Linked DNA regions of Homo sapiens: region 2 is linked to region 1. Evidence: chromatin contacts called from ENCODE Hi-C data. All regions are on one chromosome and are shown on one strand. Each heading gives the region's core, a stretch centred on a gene start or an enhancer-like site at or near the end of the contact. The rest is flanking DNA. Distances are from core to core; before and after follow the strand shown. Region 1 holds the start of NCBP2L (nuclear cap binding protein subunit 2 like). Region 2 holds the start of FRMPD3 (FERM and PDZ domain containing 3).

What was found. A loop is a pair of places that touch in the nucleus more often than their neighbours do. Pooled maps may share reads with other maps.
Region 2: a map of B cell shows a loop between it and region 1 (17-fold over the local background). The contact joins the promoter of FRMPD3 here to the promoter of NCBP2L in region 1. A Hi-C loop is called at or near these places in 1 of 168 maps with a recorded cell type or tissue (B cell), 5 of 37 single-sample maps with no recorded cell type and 14 of 50 pooled maps.

The regions. Positions count from the first base shown.
Region 1 is chrX:107,775,342-107,780,512 of GRCh38, forward strand. NCBP2L (nuclear cap binding protein subunit 2 like) reads left to right here and starts at 2,392. Exons shown (of 2, transcript NM_001348372.2): 1 at 2,392-2,517. It overlaps TSC22D3 (TSC22 domain family member 3), which reads right to left and starts at 446. Exons shown (of 3, transcript NM_198057.3): 1 at 1-446. The coding sequence starts at 78. RefSeq lists enhancers at 1-369, 646-695 and silencers at 458-752, 726-785.
Region 2 is chrX:107,447,384-107,452,116 of GRCh38, forward strand. FRMPD3 (FERM and PDZ domain containing 3) reads left to right here and starts at 2,269. Exons shown (of 15, transcript NM_001388459.1): 1 at 2,269-2,622. RefSeq lists enhancers at 1,141-1,641, 3,476-4,390.

The sequences.
Region 1 (5,171 bases), core at 1,142-3,641:
CCGATGGGCCAGGTCCAGGCAGCAGTTGCAGCAGTCGAGGCCGACAGGTGAGCGGCAATCGAGCTTGGACTGGGCCATCTTCTCAGGCTCGGAGGTCGCCTGGCCTGCGAGGTCAGGGGCGGCTGGCAGGTGCGCGCCCACCGAGCTGGCCTGAGGGGACTCCAGGGTGCCTGGAAAAGACAAGCTGTGAGGAAAAGAGTTGGAAATTAGCGCCTAAAGCCAGCCACCTTCGGCTCGGCCCCCTTCTGGCTGTACTGCTCCGGGTGCGAATAGAAACAGCTGGACAAACAGCTCCGAGCGGATCCTTCGGGCTCACTTCCTCCTCTTCCTCCTTCTCCTCCCCCTCCTCTTGAGGCCGGGGGCCGCCCCCCTGAGGTGCCACACGCGGCCCCAGCGCAGTCCCAAGTTTCCCAAGTGTGAGCGGGGATTGGGGCGGACCTGTGGAGGCAGGAAGGGCGGGCAGCAGGGCAGAGGGAGAGCCAGGGCGCGCCCTTGCTCCCTCCCTCCTTTGCTCCCTCCCTCCCCGGTTTGCAGGCTCTCAGGCTCTCGGGCTCCCCTGGGCTGTGACGGCTGAGCGGTGGCAGGAGCTGAGAGCGAGTGAGCTAGTTAGCGGTCTGCACGCCCGGGAGTCAGCACTGGGATATGACAGCATGTAAATTACCCTAGAGGGGACGGCGGAGAACGGTCCTCCGCCACTTCTCCGGCTGGCGGGCGGGGGCCCCGAGCGGCTGGATCCTGTCCCTCCACCCCTCGCCCCACCCCGCCCGCACCCTTGTGCCCTGGCATCCACGCTGCCGCTCGCACCCTCGCCCGCGCTCCTGGGAGCCGGCCCGGCTCTCACTCTCTCGGCGAGCCGGACGCTTCGGTTCAGGCTCTTTCAGCGCTCATGGCGCATCCTCCGCCAGAAATACGCACGCAGCCCACCCGGGCTGCCGTGCCCCCTCAGTGGCCCGGTCTCGCGGGGCTCGAGCTCGGCGTGAGGGCAAATGTCTCTAGTCTCACCTCGAATGGGTCCCCCTACAGAAGAGACGACGCCCTCGAGAGCCCCAAGTGTTGTAGCCTTAAACTGCCGCCCTCCAAAGCCCCCCTTTTTCTGGGGGGGGGGCGTGCAAGGAGAGCGGTTGCCTCTGCAGAGAGTCAGAGAGTGCCAGGCACACATTAGGAGTACCCAATAAATGCCGTAAGCAAAACTCAGAGAAGCACGCTCAAACTCTCCTCAGTTTCTGTCTCTTTCTGCTTACTTAACGATATCGTCACCTCCTTTCCCCAGCTCGCTGTGTCCTCTCTTCCCTGAACCCCTCAGAGGCAGTCTCTGTCCCGGTTTCCCTCTGCCCCTTCGCCGTCTCTCCTCAGTCCTCCCCTTCCTTCTCTCTGCTCTTCTGCTTCCACTCATTCCACTATTTCCCTTATTTTTTCTCTTTTCTTTACCCATTTCCTCTACTTTCTCCCCCATTTCCATTCTTTTACCTTTCTTTCCTTATTTCTTTTCTCCTTTTCTCTATTTCCTCATTTCCCCTTTCTCCCCTTTCCTCTTTTCTCTCATTTTTCTCTCCCCTACCCCCGCCATTTCCCTTATTTTCCCCTCATTTCTTACTTCAGCACCCCCTCTTTTTCCTCACTTCACTTACCTTCTCCTATTTCTCCAAATTTGTTGTCCTTCTCCTTTTCTGAACCTTACCTGCCACCTTAGTTGATCTCCGTCTGTCGTTACCCTTTCAATAGATGTAGCGATTGCATGTTCACAGGCCTGAGGGGCGTGCCCCAGCTCTGTAAGATGGAGGGATGTTCTGGGTGGGCAAGTGGTGGGTTTCCAGGGTTTCTCAGGACTCAGAGACTTGGAATACTTTAAATGTGTAGGATTAAATAACGATTAGTGTCTGAAAAAACTAAACTTTTCATGACGTTCAGTTTTCACGTAAAACTGACTTACATTTCAGTCAGTACTCCCCACCCCCGCATCGGCTCCTTCATTCACAAGTCTGGCCTTTGAAATAGAGCAGCATATACTGCCATCTAGTGTCCAAGACGTTGAACGTTCTCTGCCTGCGTCACAGAAGCTCGGAGAGGCACCAGAGGTACCTCCTGGTGGAATCCACAGTGCGTTGGTTCCAAGAGTAGCAGGGAAGAAGTGTAGGAGGCGGAGCTGCTACACTAAGAGAGTTCTGTGGCCAAGCTAATAGGCAGGAACACGCTCCTACACTAAGAGAGCTCCAGCTAATAGGCAGGAACACCAATTAGGGCCAGAGCCGCCCTTTTTTCTAGTGGAGCTTCACTTGGCCTGAGTCCCTGCGGATTGGACTTCCATAGATTTGAAACTTCCTCCGGGTACCACAAGCATCAGGCCTGTGATTAAGAGCAAAGAGCGGCCAACTATTGTAACTCTTATTCCCAAGGCCCTGTGGGTCCTATATGTGCCCTGCAACTTGGGGAAAATGGAGGTGGGGTTGTGGTCTCTATGCTGTAGCAGCCGGAAAGCCAAAAACAAGCCGTACTTCTCGCTCTTGACAGGATCCCAAGGTCAGAGGTGAAAGAGGTGCTGGGGGTCACTGACCATACCTGCAAAACTGAGAGTATGGTCCTTTCGTTCTAACAGACTGCTGAGGAGTCTCTATTTCTCCTCTCAAAAGCAAACCCTTTAGATGTATTAATTTCCCTTTTTCTTCTTCTTCGCTTTTTTTTTTTTTAAATGTTCTTGGGTAAAAGCCAGAGGAGGTAGTAGAATATGAAATTTCATCTGCATTGTGTAGACTTATAGTCTACTAAATTGTTTTGTAATTACAGTGTTTATGTTTTTTCCTCTTGTTTATAATTATTTCATGTTAAACGTTATAGCAAAATATATTAGACCCATAAATGTTTATTTAAGTTGTGTTTTGTGAACTGCTGGGACTTTTGTTTCTATATTTGCCTGAGTCCTTTTATCTTTGTGCATAACCTTGGGATGAGGCCCTGGTAGAAGTATTTCCTTCTTGGCATTTGGCACCATTAAACTCAAGATTCTGTCCCCTTGACATTTCCCTTGTTGTAGTCCTTGCTCTCAAGCAGTATTGTTAATAATTCAGTACAGCTTTCCATACTATATCCAGGTTGATCAAGAGTAAATATAATTGAGATATAAAAAAACTACATAGTTCAGAGATAGAGTTCAGGAGCTGGTATGTATTTGCATACAAGTCCAGCTTGTATTGACATATTGCACACCTCCTCAGGAGAAGGCTGACTGGGCAGGGCCACCTTGGCTCCCTTCTGTGAAGCCTTGCTTTGCTGACATATATTGCGTTGGATGGAGAGACTCCAAGCAGCAAAACGTTTTGCATAAACTAAGAAAGCGGAGGGGGGCCCCCACTTCCAGACAGAGCTGGTAGCTTTCTGGGTGGAGCAGAAAGAGGGTATAAGGGGCATCTCTTTCTTGGATGAACTCATTCAACAGTCACTGTGTGCTTGTCCTGTGTCAGGTATAGTGTAAGTGGGGATTCAGAGGTAAACAAAACAGGACAAACTCCCAAAGACTTCATGGTCTAGCTGCAGAAACAGAGCTGCAGACAGACAAAAACAGTACAAATACTAAGTGGTAATGGAGGCCTGGTGTGTGTAGGGGGAATAGGGGGTGGCATGTCTTGGGTGTGGAGGAGGGGTTAGCTCTGGCAGAAGAGAAGGACAATCTAGGTAGAGAGACTAGAGAGACTAGTGAACAGAGGCTTGGGGCTGAGAACAGTGTGTATGCTGATATCCGGGTGTGGATTACAAAGCAGTTCAGTGTTACTGGAGAATAAAATGTGAGACATGGAAGCTGGTATAGTTATAGAAGTGCTTGTTATTAATGTAATAAATAACAATATATAGAAACAACTCTCATAACCATGGCAAGTTGAAAGTAATGATAATTGTAAACATATTTAAAGATACCTGTAGTAACAGTAATGTGACATAAAATTGTGATTTCTATTGGGGACAAAGTCACAGGTACCACTAACACTATCGTGATCTGTTCTCTGCATTTGTAGTTGAAGGAAATCTAAATTTTAGTTAGAGGTTGGTGAAAACAAAGATGTAATATTTTCCCATCTAAGTTAATTTATCCCCTGAATATTTATTTATTTACTTTTTTAGAACGAGTCTTGCTTTTGTTGCCCAGGCCAGACAATGGTGCGATTTTAACTCACTGCAACCTCCACCTCCCAGGTTCAAGCGATTCTCCTTCCTCAGCCTCCCAAGTAGCTGGGATTACGGGCATGTGCCACCACACAGGGCTAATTTTGTATTTTTAGTAGAGACAGGGTTTCGCCACATTGGCCAAGCTGGTTTGGAACCTCTGACCTCAGGTGATCCACCCGCTTCGGCCTCCTAAAGTGCTGGGATTACAGGCGTGAGCCACCGTGCCCAGCCTATCCCCTGAATTTTTTTTTTTTTTTTTTTTTTTTGAGACAGAGTCTCGCTCTGTCGCCCAGGCTGGAGTGCAGTGGTGCGATCTTGGCTCATGCAAGCTCCACCTCCCGGGTTCACGCCATTCTCCTGCCTCAGCCTCCCGAGTAGCTGGGACTACAGGTGCCTGCTACCACGCCCGGCTAATTTTTTTGTATTTTTAGTAGAGACGAGGTTTCACCATGTTAGCGAGGATGGTCTTGATCTCCTGACCTCGTGATCCGCCCGTCTCGGCCTCCCAAAGTGCTGGGATTACAGGCGTGAGCCACCGCGCCCAGCCTCCCCTGAATTTTTAGGGGTCCCTGTTCTAAGGCCAGGTGCTGTGGCCCATGCCTATAATCCCAGCACTTTGAGAGGCCGGGGTGGGCGGATCCCTTGAGGCCAGGATTTCAAGACCAGCCTGGGCCACACGGCAAAACACTATCTCTACAAAAAGTACAAAAATTCCCTGGGCATGCTAGCGTGCATCTGTAGTCCCAGCTACGCAGGGAGGATCACCTGAGCCCGGGTAGGTTGAGACTGCAGTGAGCCATTATTGCTCCACTGCACTCCAGCCTGGGAGAAGAGTTCTAGACCAACCTCCTTATATATATTAATAACAATATTAGATGAATGAGTCTTTACTATATGCCAAGCACTGTGCTAAAACCTTTATAGTCATTTTCTACTGATTCATCATCACAAGCCTGTGAGGCAGCCTTGTTTTCATAGCTCTCGGAGACATGGAATTGTTTTCTAAGGTTACACAG
Region 2 (4,733 bases), core at 1,019-3,518, 330 kb before region 1:
TGTCCAGTGACACAGTTCCTCTCAATACTCTTTCCTGCTTCACCACCCCTTCTTTATTTTGTTTACCACAAAGCAGCTTGAATGGAGCCTGAGCATGTGCTTTGAGTGAGCCCAGAAAGCAGCAGAGGAGGGCCAATCAGATTCGTGAGAGGCATTTATTTTAGTTCTTAACCCATGAGCTTTATTGTAATAACTGATACAAACCAATTTGTTGGGACCTGTGTTATTAATATTAATAAAGACTGAACTAGGTGAGGCTCAGGAGACCCTGGAGGGGATCCCACCTCCTGAGACACCACCCCAAGAAAATCTGCCAGGGACAGTCTGGCTGGAAATATTATTATTCATACTGGACAGCTGGTTCCTGGCTCCCTCTCCAGTCCCTGGAGATGGGAGGCCAATTCTTCCCTGTTTCTCTTCATCTCTTTCCTTCAGAAGGATTAGAAATAAAGTCTGAGTCACTTTTCTGGCTAGCCTTTTTTTTTTTTTTTTGCACTAGCTCAGTGTGTCTGTGGCCCCACATGTGACTGACTCCATGTGTGTCCCTTTGTGTGTGCTGTGTTCCTCAGAGCATCTTCTCAGGTTGGGCTCTGCCTGTGCATTTGCAGGGAATGTTGTGTGTTTCTCTCCCTGCATGTCTTCACTTTCACTTGTCATCCGCTTTTAATAATTCCATCAGCTTGGTTTACCAGCTTAGGCTACTCCCATCCAGATGCAGGGAATTTCCATCCTTTTTTCAAGGTGGGAAGTGCCAGGAAGAAAGCAAAAGTGTGCTCAGTGGACCGATGGCCAAATCTGCTAGTCAGCTACTCCACTGCTGAGCCCAGCTGTGGGAAGCCACGGAGCCCTGTGCCCGGAGCTCTCCTCTGTATCCTGGAAATTCCGTGCAGCCTAGGAGAACAGCCCTTGTCCCACAATTGCCCCTCAGTAGCCCTCCGGCCTCTTCTGAAGCTTTAACCAAGTGCTTGAAAAGAACCGAAAGTGAGGAAATATTCCAACTAGAATGGATCCCTTTGTGCCAACAGCCTCCTTTAGAGTTCAGGAACACAGAGGAAATCGAGGAGGGCTGACTTTTCACCTTAGAACTCACAAGGCCCAAATGTGCCAATGTTTAACTGTCTCTCCGAGGTGCTTCTGACACCCGGAAATTCACCATGTATTTGGCATCACCAGGAGCTCCTCAACTCCACTGCTTCCTCCTGCTTCTCTCTTCCCTGGCCTTAACTTCACCACCCAGACCCACTGTCCAGCTTCCCAGTCTCTCTGGGTCCCCACTGAGGCTGCCCTTTTTGGGGAAGGAAGAGTGGCCTTTTTTCTTGGCCCTCAAAACTCCTCTGAAGGGGTCTGGAGCCCGCTGGGAGACCAAGAGCTTCTCTTGAATCTCGGCTGCTGCATGTTTAGTATTCACAGCATGTCTCTAAAAAACGTCCTGAGATCATTCATCAGGCACTGTGCTGTGTGCCTAGCTGCTCTCCTTCCGGGTGTGTGTGTGTGGCCAGGACCCTCCCTCCATCTGCTGGTGAACACACATGCACACACACCTTAACCTTTTTCCCTTTTCACCAAACCAATCGCATTTTCTAAGCAGACCTTTGCCAGCTGGCAGATCGCTCCCTTACTGAGGTGGGCTCCTGGCGTTGGGCCTGGGCTCGAAGCCGCTCACACTCCAGTGCTGGGGAGAGGCGCTGAGAGCAGGAGCCCGAGCCGAAACTCAAGGTGCGTGTGGATGTTTGCGATGGTGACCAGGAGGGGAGCTGCAGGGAGGGCATCCCCAGCAGAAGGCGAGCAAACAAGGGGCGAGAAGCAAGGTCAGGGGCCAGGGAACGGAGTCTCCGAAGCAAGCGTTCCTGCTGCCCCTTCTCCGCAGTTCACTCCCCGCCCCCCTTTCCCGGGTTCACTTTGGAAATTGGCTTGCCCTCTCGGCAGCCAGCAGTTCCCGGCAGAGTCCGGCCGTAACGGTCAGATTCAAGAAGTGAGGCAGCGCCAGGCTGGGTGGCTGGGTTGCTGGGTTGTTCTTGGGAGATTCTTTCCCCAATTGTCAATTTTTTGCTTATTTTTAGTAGTGACCCGAGCCAGGAACTGCGCCTTTAAGCCGCTTTCCCATTCGGGGAAATCGACGCCAGCACTCGAGGGTCGGGAGGCGCCGGAGAGGCCCCTCATTCTGCACTCCCCTCTTTCCTCCCCCTCCCCCTCCCCCCGCCCCTTCTCCCCTCCCCTCCTCGGCCGTCCGGCCGCCTCGCCGCCATCCGTCACCTCGCAGCCTGCCGCACTCCTGGAGCGAGAGAGCGACGAGCGAGCCACGGCGATGGTGCCGCCCGCGGCGCAGCCATGAAGCCCGCCCGAGGAGCCCGCGCGCGCTCCTGCCATCCTGCCCGCAGCCCGCCGCCTGCGCGCCAGCTCCCCGCGTCCCGGGCCAGCTGCTGCCGCCCTGCCAACCTCTGCCCGCCCCGCCGCCCGGCGCCACTGAGCCCCAAGCCCATGCCGGGCTCGGGGGCACGGGTGCCCTAGTCCCGCTGCCGCCGCCGCCGCCGCCGCCGCTGCGCCGCCGCTGCCGCGCCGCTGAGGAGGCGGAGGAGGAGGAGGAGGAGGAGGAAGAGGAGGAGGAAGAGGAGGGGGAGGAAGGTAAGAGGCGCGCTGCCTTCAGGGGGGCGCGCCCGCTGTCTCAGCCCAACCGGGGGTGGGTCGCGGCGGGAGCGTTCCGCCCCGGGCCGGCTGGGGGGCGACTGGCGCTTGGGCGCCCCCGGGAGCCGGGGGCAGGGCGGGGGGCGCCGAACGTCTGGCCGCCCGGAGTTTGGGCGGGCGGGGTAACGGCCCGTTGCGTGCCCACTGCCCCGGCGAGTCTCTGGCTTGGCGGGCTCGTTTGGCCTCCGCGGGTGCGGGGTGAGGAGTCGAGCGCAGGGGAGTGCAGCGCGTTCATTATGGAGCCTTTGTGTGCGCGCCTGGGCTGTGGGCACAGTTGGGAGAGCTGGCGAGACGCGGGGCCTGGCTGCTAGGAGGTGGCCACTTAGCCGGGGTGCCCGGCGAAGCCCGAGCCCAGGGGCTGCCAGAAACAGCTGTCTGAAGCATGTGCGTGGTTCCCGGGGCCATGTTCACAAGCGGACACGGAGGCGCACACACACGCACACACAGCCGCACAACATACCCGGCGCTCAGCCACACAGTCAGCCCCATGCAAAGACCACACACACACACACACACACACACACACACACACACACAGAGAGAGAGAGAGAGAGCGCGAGCTACACTTGCCCCCTCCCACCAAGATGCTAATAAAGCTCAAACACATATACAGATACATGCACCTCCCCCTAGCGCTGCTAAAACATGCACACACAAACACACTCCTCTACTCCCCAGCCTAGTGCTTTGGAGGTTGGAGAGTGTGTGTGTGTATGTGAGTGTGTGTGTGTTTTCTCAGAGTGGTCTTGAGAAACTACATGACAACTGCACATTACTGCAGATCCAGTACCTGCTGCTTCCCCCCAATACACACCCAGCAACCCCCCGTCACACGCAGCTACTGTAGACACCTCCACCAGAGCCCTTAAGAACCCCATTCTGGCAAAAAGCGTGCCCAACTCTGGTAGTCATACCCTCCACGCTCGAGCTGTTGGGTTTCCTGCACACACACACCACAGCCCCATACACACACACTGAAACCACTGCAGGGGCAAATGTTTGACACCTTCCCCCAGAAGCAGGTGGCACCTCCACCCTTGCAGCTGCAACTAAAGAGCCCCAGATGACAGCAAACGCCGAATTCTGCTAGACCTGCCCCTCCCCTTGGCATCTTGGTCCAGGTGCAAAACCCTGGAGTCCACCGGGTGGTCTTAGCATCCTGCAGCTCTTACGGAGGGCGGGGCAGTCTCTGGACTCCTGCCTTCGGAGGAACTGCTATAAGCGCAAGGCTCCCTTGGGGGCGCCCTTCTCGAAGTGGAGGGTGGGGGATTCTATGCTGACTCAGAGCGAAGCACCAAGTGAGTTTTCCCAGCTGGAGACCGGGGTAAATGGCGAACTCCACCTGGGCCTAGAGGACCCGGGATAGTGTGCCAGTTCAGCCACAGAGGCCCTCAGCTTGGAGGCCCTGCCCCTCCCTCGCCTTCCTTGCCCATGAAGCTCACTGCAGGAGAAGCAGGGGGAACCCAGCTGCCAGCTTCTTGGGAGCTAAGAGAGGCTTTTCGGGAAGCCTTTGCTGTTTCCGCTGAGCAAAGAGATCTTGCTCTACCCGGGGAGACCTCAACAAGACTTGGCCGTGCCCAAGCAAACATGCCAGCGTCTACCCAATTTCATGGCTTGTTTTTTTGTTTGTTTGTTTTTGTATTTCATGTGAAAGGACTAATTCAACCTTAGCAGCTTGTCATGAAGGCACCCCTGAGGTTAAATAAGGCATAATGTATTGTGGATGGGGGAAACAAGGTTGAGGGGAGCAAGGACTAGTGGGTTTTACTGTTTTAAGTAGAGATGCGGAGTTAGAATGTAGACCGTGGTAAAATCGTGACGGCGATGGCTTCTACGTCAGAGCCCCTTCCCTGCTCCTGCCCCTCCCGTCGGCTGCTCAGGGCTCCTCTGGGTCCTCTCCCCCGCCCCCTTAGATTATTTAGGCGGGGCTTTGCTCACTGCTCGGGCAAATTTGATGACAGAATCCCTGCCAGGCCAAGGTGTTAATAGCTGATAGAGGTTTACTGCTTACACCTCACAGGTAACATTTGCATTTTTAAAGGACACAGAGG